Linked DNA regions of Homo sapiens: region 1 is linked to region 2. Evidence: chromatin loops called from intact Hi-C (ENCODE). Cell type or tissue: psoas muscle. All regions are shown on one strand. Links, peaks and the distances in the headings refer to the core of each region. The heading gives the core; the rest is flanking DNA.

Region 1 (5,378 bases), core at 298-5,297, 89 kb before region 2:
TCACATTTAGATATTCAACATGCGTATTTTGAACTCTTGCTGTGTGCTGGATCTGTATGAGGTGCTTGGGTTGCAGCAATGAGCAAAACAGACAAAGATCCCTGTATTCAGGAGCTTGCACTCCAGTGATGGAGACAGAGAAGCAATAAACAAAACAAATAGGTCAATTATCTGTTATGGCAGAAGGCAATCGTTTCATGGAACAAAGGAAAGATTCAGCAGAATAAGGGGACAGGAGTGCCAGTGGTTGGATCACTGATTTTCTTAAAGAGGGGAAGAAGCTATAATAACAGTGTCAAGGCCTTTTAATTCTTGGGTGAGGTAGGGTGGGCATGTGCTGGATAGGAAGAACAAGGCAGAGCCAGGGCAGAATGTAGTGTTAAACTGCATGGTCAGGGTAAGCCTCATGGAGAAGGCAGCCCCCTCGTTGTTTATTTACTGAGTTCTCACTATTTGCTGAAACCCTGAGGAAGAATCCATGCATCCATCCATGCATCCATGCATCCATCCATCCATCCATCCATCCATCCATCCATCCATCCATGCATGCATCCATCCATGCATCTATCTGTCCATCCATCCATCTATCCATCCATCTAGTAAGATTGAGTGCCTCCTATATGCCTGACACTGTGCTGGGCTTGAAGTTACAGAGATGAATAAGACACAGTATCTACCTTCCAGATGTCACAATGAACCGAAAAAACACAAGAAAACCAGTTGATTACATTGTAGAGCTCTGTCTTCTAGTGTCCTTTCATTCAGGCCCAGCTGAACTCTTCCTTCCTTCACCAATGAGGCCTTCTTTGACCATCCCATCGAGAAAAGCCCTCTCCATGCCTTTCTAATCCTTGACCAGGGTTAATTTCACTCTATGGTATATATCACTCCTGGCATCGTAACATGTTTATTTGTATTTTATCTTCCCCCACTAGAATGTAAGGTCTGAGAGGAGGGACATTGTTTTGTTCAGGGCTGTATCATTATTGTCCGAAACGATACCTAGTATGGAGAAGATAATTAATATTTGTTGAAAACATGAATAAATAAATGAAGTGCTATAAAAGAGGGATATATTAAATATGGTGCTGCTGACCTTGTATCTCCTAACATAGCAGTGAGCAGAAAAAGCAATATTCACATAGAATCTCCTGGGAACAGTGTAAGGGAGATGATTAAAGTAATGTTATTATAGTAAGAAAATGTAATATATGTTTACCAGGTTAAATTTTTTAATTTTAAATTACAAAATATTTCAGACAAACAGAAAAGTGCATCAAATGGTCATATATACCTTTAACGTGTATTTTTGTTTTCTTTTTCTTACATACACACACACAAAACAAAAGACTTCCCTGAAGGTTTTATAGTGCTTGATTCCCGTGATTCAAAGCAGCAATACTTAGTAACAAGCAGCCCTTGATCACTTAAAAACTATAGAAGTCGTGTCTAAAGAGTCAAAGAATAACCCCTATCCCTGGCTTGGTGAAACTGTACCTGGGGCCCTCCTAGAACACATGACTTGCTCATCCTCTGGCATTCTTATTAGCAAATATTACCTCCATATGGATGATGGATGGAGTGCTGTGCAGCAGGAAGTGATGTTAGCAGTGTGACAACTAAAACTCAGTGTCTTTGGAACTGATCTCCTCTGAAGCACTGATCTCCTTTGATGTAGAAAGCCAAGGAAGAGTGTCTCACCTATTCCTTTTCCAAAGATAGTCCATCTTTAGCTTTTGCTGCAAATGACCCCCAAACTCTCGTGACATAAAGTAACAATTATGTATTTAGACCAAAAGTTTCTGAGTTGGCAGTGTGATCTGGGCTCAGCTGGGCAGTCCTTCTCATCTCCAAGAGGTCACTCATGCATTTACAGTCAGCTGAAGTTGGCTGAGGGCAGGCTGGCCTAGAATGGCCTTAGCCGGAACGGCTGGTCACTGCCTCTAGCAGGCCAGTCCAGGCTTGTTTACATGGCAGTTTGGCAGGTTTCTGAGAGAGAGCAGCAGTGTGTGAGGCACAGGTGTGCAAGGACAAGGTTACTTTTGCTGTATTCTGTTGCTCAAAGTAAGTCACAAAATCAGCCCACATTGAAGGGGTGGAGAAAAAGACCCCACCCCTTGATAAGAGGGGCTTCAAAGTCACCTTTGGAGGAATATGGATACAGTAGGGAGAATAGAATGGTTGTGGCCATTTTTGCTCAGAATCTTCCCAAAGGCTGATACCATTTTACATCAATCTGAATGTCTACTTTACTTTATCTTCTCATCTCATTTTTTAAAAATTGAAAAAATGTCCTACCAATTTTATGACCCTTTTTAGCACCCCCCAACTTCAGATCACTGAACCAGGTATTTTTTAGAGATAAGAAATGAACAAATAATGAAGTGGTATGTCCCACCTTCAAAGATGCTCCTGCAAACAGAAAGAAATAAGAAAGAGACTTGAGAGGCTGTGAGACAGGGACAGAGAGACAGAGGCCAGGGCAGCATGTCCAGGAGTGGAGTCCACCACCCACCACCACGATGCCAGAGAGCTGGGACAAGGATGTGTACCCCAAGTCCCCATGCCCTCGCTGCAGGCCTTGCTCCCCAAACCCATCACCTACTTGATGAAGGCCTTTGACCTCCTCATGGCCTTTGTGAGAGAGAGTTTATAAAGGGGCAGCATGTGAAGAAGGTATTACTACTACCACTGGGAGTATCGCCACATGCCAGACATCATTGAATGCAAGGAGGATGTTTTGTGCATGTTTGGAGCTGAAATGCAATGGAGAAGGGACCACAAAATCAGTCAAGAAATTGTTGACCTCATCCAGGAGAGGCTTAAGGAGGGAGCTACAGACAGACTGTGCCAAGGAGCTGGAACCCTTCACCCTGGTGGCCAAGGCATGCCAGGACCGCTATCATGACCAGGGAGTCCACTATTTTTTTTTTTTTTTTTTGAGACCGAGTCTCACTCTGTCACCCAGGCTGGAGTGCAGTGGTGCGATCTTGGCTCACTGCAACCTCTGCTTCCCAGGTTGACGTGATTCCCCTGCCTCAGCCCTCCTGAGTAGCTGGGATTACAAGCACGCGCCACCACGCCCCACTAATTTTTTTTGTATTTTTAGTAGAGACGGGGTTTCACCACATTGGTCAGGCTGGTCTCAAACTCCTGACCTCATGATCCACCCGCCTCGGCCTCCCAGAGTGCTGGGATTCCAGGCATGAGCCACCGCGCCCGGCTGGGAGTCCGCTATTCTGAAGTACCTGGTGAAACAGAGGAAGAGGATGCTGGTGGAGAGAAAAGCTGCAAAGGAGGCTGCTGCTGCCTGAGGCAGCTGTGTGGGTTCCCCCTGCGCTATGTGGCTCTATATGACTATCACTGTATTTCTGAAATAAAGTGATGCAACCTGAAAAAAAAGAGACTTGAGAACAACACGATTTCATAGAAGTTTGTTGAGTATCCCAAATGTGCCAGGCTCAGTAAGAAAAAAGAGAACCAAAGATGGATAGAATACAACTTCTCTTCTTGAGGCATTCACAGTTGTTTTCAAATTATTTAGCATTGTTTCTGGTGGTTCACTGTCCCTCACCCCTACATTCAAACACAAAGTCCCGTGGATTTTGCTTTTAAATGCCTCCTTGGATGCATCCCTTCCACCACCACCTTGGTTCAGTCCTCTTCATCTGTTGCCATGACTACAGCACACCCTTCTTGCTGGTCTCCTCACATCAATCTCTCCTTCTCTGCCAACATATCGGCTGAGTTCGCATTCCAACTGGAATGTCCTCTGACATGCAAACTTAGCCATGCAACATGCTCATAGTAAGAATGCCCTCATGAGCATTCTCCTAAGGATCTTTCCAGCCTAAAGGTTCACAGCTAAGGATCTTTCCATGCAACACAAGACTCATTTTGAGCTGGCATGCCCTCACCCCACCGTCTCTCCAGGCTTATCTCACATTTTATTCTCAAGGAAAACAGAACTGTTGGTAGTTTCTTGAACATGCCAATCTTTCTCAAATCTTTTGCTTTACATAGATGTTGTTCCTTTTGACAAGAGCCACTCTTCTCCCACTTGTCTGCCTATAGCCTGTAACTTTCTTTGAGGGCAGGTCATTCTCAAAATTACTTAGAAGCTGTATATGATACTCAAAACATACACTATTACTGCTGTCTCTGATGACTTCAGACTTCCATTCCTACTTCAAGCATAAGCCCCATTGCTCCTTTCCTATTAGGATCACACTGCACCATCATTGCCTTTGTTCTGTTTTGTTCAATCTCTGTAACCTTCTTTAAGACAGTGACCATATCTTTTCAGCCTTCTCTATTCAGCAACTAGTACTTAATAAATATTAATGGAATGAATTAAATCAAACCAGAAAGAAGTGGAAAATATTAAGTTCATTTTAGTTATACTAATGGACAGGCAGCAAAGTATCCTCTAATGATCATTGAATTTGATGCCAGAAGAGGCCGCCTTGCCCCTTAATAGCCATTTGACCTTGAGAAAGTCTCATTCTCTCTTAGAGTTTCAGTTTCCTCATTAGCTAAACAAGAATAAACCTACCCCTGTCTACCTCATAGTGTTAAAAGGATCAAATGAGAGAATGAAATGTGGGCATCTGATTATTTGCAAAGCAAATCTGAGAACTAGCCCAAATCCTTAGAGCAAGCTTTAAAGAGTCTACAGTCTTTTAGCCCACTCTTGGGCTCCACAGTTTATGGTCTGCAACTCGTAAAGTCTCCAGGAGGCAGTAGCAATATATATGATTTGAGTATGAATGTATGTTATGTTTTGAGCTTAATATAGACTTCAAAATACTGTCATTTTTGGTTTCTTTTCTTTAGAATAAGATATCCTCAAAGAATGTTAAAGAACTTATGTATCAGAGAAATACATTGTATTTGGCAGAAATGTTTCTAGTGCTGAGGCAGTTATGCTATGCACAGTAAGTTCTCTTCCACTTCCTGCCACAACTCTGAAACCTCAAATTTGGCACAGCAGACAGTTCTGACAAAATAATGAAGCAGCTTACTCACTCCAGTATGGACCAGGAAAATGAGATGTTCAGGAGTCTGAGTGTATGTGTTCACATGTGTGTGTGCTCAGGCCTTGAAGTCTTTTCTTTTGGGAGCAGTTTCTTGTATTCTTTCGTATCCCCTTCCTACTTATTCAACCATATTCCTCTATTATTAACCCCCAAAGTCAAATCCTTTTAAGCCTTAGAAACCTACCATAGTGGCCCATCTTTATGTCCCACACTCTCCACCTTTGTGGTTTCGTGGTTCCTATTTGTTCACTCCCTTTAGTTCCATTTCTGTGTCCTTTGTTTGTTCCTGAGCCATTGTTACTTGCACCACCTCCTCCTGGGACATTGCACTGAGTTTCT
Region 2 (5,378 bases), core at 99-5,098:
AATTTAGGCACCTGTAGCAAACACCCAACTCAGGTCCCTTCTGTGAGCCACCAGGCTCTGGGTTTCTGAACAGGGGCAGAGGGTGAAGGAGAGAGCCATGCTGGCTCTTTGTCTGCAGGTCAAGCTGGGGACAGGAGGAGTTCATTGCTCTAGGTGTATGGAGTGATCTTGGGGGTTAGTGAGCTGTGGGATTTGGCTTGAGTTCTGAATTTATTGAAGGTCTACCCTTATTCCCTTGAAACACAGCCATTCTGTGCCAAAGACAGGCAGGGTCTTTCCAAGGAAAAATCACTCAGGGCTAAAAAAACCGTCTGCTGTTAGAGTCAGGATGCCCCATGCCAGAGCTGCCTCCTCAGTGAGCCCCACACCTGTGGTTATGGCAGAGGCTGGGGGAGTGAGGGGGACGTGATGGCTCTGTCTAGTAGTTTCCACACTCCTCCTTCTGGTCTCCCACAGAGACAGAGGCTGACAAAACCAGGCATGCTTCCCTGCTCTGTGCCTCAGCATACCCTTCAGTGAAACAAGGAGTCAAACTAGCTTGATGATTTCCACACTATATTTTAGCAATGGAAGCTTTTTTGGTTTTCCTTTTGCAATCCAAATCTTATGTAGCCCCCCAAAATATAAAAAGATAAAAGTGGAGCAGCTCTGTTTGTAGTGAGTGTTCTCTCTAAGACTCTTTTGGATATATAAAGGCAGGCTCTGGTAAAACAAGGCTTTCCTAAGGCTCTAGAGAGGTCTCCCAGGAATCCAAGAAAAGCTGAGCAAACGGGCCGCGGGCAGATAAGGAATCCAGTGAGCCCTGGGGGCCAGCTTCTTTCATCTCCACTTCTTTGATGGCATTTGAGGCTCCTTCATGGTTTTTCATTCTCCCCTCTCTTCATGCCAGGCACAAGGTTCAGATCCTGCCCAGGTGCTACATCTCCAGGACTCTTCAACTCTTTGACAACTTCCCTCTGGCCTGTTGAAGCCAGCTTCCAGAGAAAGAGATTGTGTAATTCACTGGCTTATCTTTTCCAGACAGGGAACACATCACTGGTCAAACAATAAAGGGACAGAATTTGGTGACAGTGGTTGACCAACAGATGTGACTGTGGTAGGGTCATTGGGCTATATCCCACTTAACTGAGACCTTGGTGAGCACCCTCCCAGGATGGAGTGTGGGGGCAGTGAGGGATATGATTGTGCCTGGAGCCCTGCCCTTGGACCGTGCTGAGGCACCTCCCAAAAGCACAGGGCTCTGGGGAAGACCTCTGAATGCCCCTGGGCTCAATTAGGAGTCAGAGGCCCCTTTCTATAGGGTGAATGAGTGAGAGCCTTGCTTACCTTTGTCCAGGCAGTGGTTCTCAACCACTGCACTTTAATCACCCGGAGAGCTTTTAAAAAAATACTGATGCTGGGACCCCACTCCAGACCCATCCAAGTGGAACTTCTGGGGATGATCTTAATGTACAGCCAGAGTTGGGAACTAGTGGAAGAGATGAACTTTCCAGTTCTTTCTAGCGCTAATATTTTATGGTACTAGGGATGAACTGGTTAGCCAAGACCTCTCATGTTTTTTTTTTTTTAACTCCAACTTTTAAGGACTATTTCTCCATACTTTATGCTGCAAGAGACAGGGCAGGGCTGAGATGGGGCCTCGATTATTACTGGGAAAGCTCATCCAAGCTTTTAGTACTGAGGGTCCCAGGTAAATCTGCTTTCTTGGGGACATGCAATCTATTTTTTAAGTGGCAAAACCATCCTGTAAGATACAGTGTTAGCATCACAGAAAGATCTGGGGAAGCTGCTGTTCTAAAAGCTGCCTCTTGCTGACTGCGGCACCTTCCAGGATGGAGCAAATTCATCTCATCCACAGATCAGGTCGCCTTCTTATTTGTCCTGGTGCGTTGTTACTTGTGTCCATAGGTAAAGCCATGTCTTCCTGAAAGAGTCTGGGGAAAAAACGGATGTCCACATACCTTGTGAGTACCATTAGGCACTAACAGAAGGGGCTGGAGAACAAAGCCACTAAGAGCTGGTCCCTCGAAGTGTGGTCTTTCTTGAAGATGACTCTCTCAGGGGTGGGAGGGCACTCCCTTTCTTCTCTAGTTAGGGTTCTTTCCAACTGGGTTAGACACAGCTATGGGAGTCCAGAAGTCCCAGGCAGCTGCCATCTGCTGACTGTGAGCTAGGGACTAGGGAAGGAGCAGACTAGAACAGAAGCTGCACTTCCCGCCTCTTTGCTCAGCAGATAGAGCAAACTGAGAGCCTGGGGCATCAACCCAAAAATGATGCCTTGACCTCTAGAACCCTGTATGTCAGAGAGACATGTCAGCACCACCCCTCTCAGAACCTGGCCAGTCCCTGCTCTCTAGGAGTTAATCTTTAGGGGTTGGCCTGTTGAAGAATTTGGAGAGTAAGCCACCTGTGACAGCCATCTCATAGATAGAGCAGAGCAATCAGCCACTCGAACCATAGAGAGTTATCACAAAGTGGGACAGAAAGGCCCCGTGGCCTTAGCTTTCACCCAGGCTCAGGTTGCTCACCCAGGCTCAGGTTGCAGGCATCTATAACCGAGCACCGACAGGAGCCTGAGGGTTAAAATGGGGCTACAAGTGAGAAGGGTGGGGGGACAACATCAGCAGTGCCTGGAGCTGGCCAGGCCTGGATGTGGAGCAGGTACAGCAGGAAGAGGCAGCAAGAATGAAGAAGGTAAATTTGGAGACAAGAGTTCAAGAGATGAAATTGCAGGTGACTTCAGAGGAAACTGCCAAGGCCAACATGAAAATGGAAGAATTCTATCCCCAACCTCTCCTCTCTTCCAATATGAAGGAAGATGGCCTGCGCTGGGCACTTTTCTGTTCCAGGTTTAACTATTTCCTGGTCAAAGTAGGGGCACCCTGCACCCTGGGAAAGAATTAGCAACAAATTGTTTAATGAACGCTCAGCCCCGAGGAGATGATTAATTAAGTAGGGCAGCTTTGCTCAACCAGGAGGCCGGGGGTGGCAAGTGGGATCCAGTTTTCCCTTTGGCAGGGCCTTCAGGGGAGAATCTCGCCCAGACTGGCACAACACCATTTGTGTGCCTGATGAATCACCAGTGACATTCAGAAGCTCAGGAACAGGATGCCACCAGGGAAAGACTGCAGGCAAGGGAGCACGTGACTGCTATGAGTTCCTGTGATTCCCTTGCTGGGTGCACCTCAGTACTGCTTCGTGGATACGGATCCCCAAGATGAGCATAAACATCAACGTATGCCCTACCCCATCAAGACCCCTCTCACACACCCTCCCACACTCCCTGGAAGACATCCATCACCTCCTCCCCGAATCAGGTCTAAGGCTCCATGATCTTTTGTCTAGGCTAATGCTGGAGCCTCCTCTCTAAACGCCCTGACTCCACTCTGGCCACCCTGCAATCAGTCCTTCACAGAGCAGTTAGCATAATTTTACTTAAAACCATAAATCAGATATGTCAGTCATCCACTGTCAATGGCCCAATAGCTTCCAGTTGAACTTAAAATCTGAACTCCTTACACCTCTTTAGAAGCTGTTTGTAATCAGGCTCATGCTGCCTCTCACCTCCTTTTCTGTTCCTTTCCCTAAAGTCGGGTCACTCCTACCACACTGGCTGCCTTTCTACCCTGGAACACCCAAAGTTTTACTTCAAGGCCCTGGAGTGATCTGACTGCTTTGCACATAGTGTTTCCTTGTAATCCCTTGTGGATGGCTCATTTTTCCAATTCAGGTTCCACCCTTTTAGAGAGGGCTTTCTTGACCACCCAGTTTCATGCAGCCACCTAGGCATGCTCTACACTTTACTTAATTTTGAGTAGCACCCTCTTTATTTTCCAAAACGTTTGTGGTGTTTTCATTTTGGCTGATTTCTTAGGAGCTTAAAACAACAAACATTATTTCATAGATTACATGGTTCAGAATCCCAGGTACAGCTTAACTGGATTTTCTGTGGAAAGTCCCACAAAACTGTGATCAAGGCGTCAGCTGGGGCTGGGTTCTCATCTGATGTTTGAGGCCCTCTTCCAAGATCACAATGTTGGCAGAATTCATTTCCTTGCAGCTGCAGAACTCAGGGAAGTTTGCTTATTCAAGGCCAGCAAGAGAGAGAATCTCTGACTTCTTCCATCTCTGACCTCTAGACCCTCTGTTTGTTTGATTTTTAATAGACCTTATTTTTAGAACAGTTTTAGATTTACAGAAAAATTGAGCAGATTGTAGACTTCCCATAGTATCCTCTGCCACTGTATCCAGTTCCCTGTATTATTAACATGTTACATGATTATGATACATTTGTTATTACTAATGAGTAAATATGTACATTATTATTAGCCAACGGCCCCAGCTGACTCCGATTCCCTCAGTTTTTACCTGATGCCCTTTTCTGTTCTAGGATCCCGTTCAGGACACCACACTGCACGTCATTCTCGAGTCTGCATAGGCTCCTCTTAGCTGTAGCTGTTTCTCAGACTTTCCTTGTTTTTGACGATCTTGGCAGTTTGAAAGAGTACTAGTCAGGCATATTGTAGAATGCTCTTCTATTGAAACTTGTCTGATGTTTTTCTCACGATTAGACTGGGTTAGGGGTTTTGGGGAGAAAGAGGTAAAATGCCATTTTCATCACATCATTTCAACATGATTTATGACTGTTGATATTGTCCTGATCATGTGTTTCTCAAGTTTCCACACTGTAAAATTATTTTTCCCCCATTTCCCATGACTTCCTCGGAAGGAAGTCACCACATGCAGCCCACGCTTGAGGAATGGGGCGTGAAGATGGAGTGCTGCGATGGAGATGCTCCTGTAGGATGGAGTAGCTATCTAATTTGGAATTCTTCTGCGTGGGAGGAGGTCTGTCTCTTCTCCCCCATTTATTAATTTATTCAGTCATTTATACCAGTGTGGACTGATGAGCATTTATCTTACACTTTGGGTTTAATCCAATACTACCTTCTTTTGTTGCTCTCATTGGTACAGCTTTGGCCATTGGGAGAGCTTTCTGTTGGCTCCTGTGCCTGTTTGAGATACCCCCATCAATGTGGGTTTTGGTTTTGACTACTTTTTTATTGTTTGCTTGTTGGAGCACTTAGTTTTTGGCAGGCTTATCTTATATATTTCCTGCCCTAGACCTAGAATCAGCCGTTTCTTCAAGGAGCTCTGTTTCCTTTTATTAGAGAAAGGTATCAGAAACCAAGATATGGGTGATTGGGTGCTAGGTATCTGAAATGTTTTTAACATTCTGGATTTGTTCACTGTCTCTCTCCCTGAACTTAGATATATGCTCCATGATCTCCAGAACTTTGTCTGCTTTCATGAAGGGATACCTTCCCTAAGGTATCACTAATGTCGGGAACAATGTCTGTGCTCTTAATAAATATTTG

What was found. Hi-C counts contacts between places; a loop is a spot of excess contacts. Peaks named below come from ENCODE experiments on the same cell type or tissue, not always from the same donor. Only the 100,000 strongest peaks of a DNase experiment are listed, where the experiment ranks them.
Region 1: a loop joins it to region 2, with 2.0 times the contacts of the local background. A loop is called at or near these places in 1 of 110 quality-filtered maps.

What each region holds. Positions count from the first base shown.
Region 1 is chr7:141,349,455-141,354,832 of GRCh38, forward strand. All of the region lies in intron 2 of TMEM178B (transmembrane protein 178B), which reads left to right. It also overlaps the pseudogene NDUFB10P2. Among named protein-coding and RNA genes, the nearest start is that of AGK-DT, 200 kb to the right of the region's middle. In psoas muscle, for the core only: no CTCF peak of the experiment used is centred there; no DNase peak of the experiment used is centred there; H3K27ac peaks cover 579 bases.
Region 2 is chr7:141,438,961-141,444,338 of GRCh38, forward strand. All of the region lies in intron 3 of TMEM178B (transmembrane protein 178B), which reads left to right. Among named protein-coding and RNA genes, the nearest start is that of AGK-DT, 110 kb to the right of the region's middle. In psoas muscle, for the core only: no CTCF peak of the experiment used is centred there; a DNase peak (open chromatin) is centred at 3,061.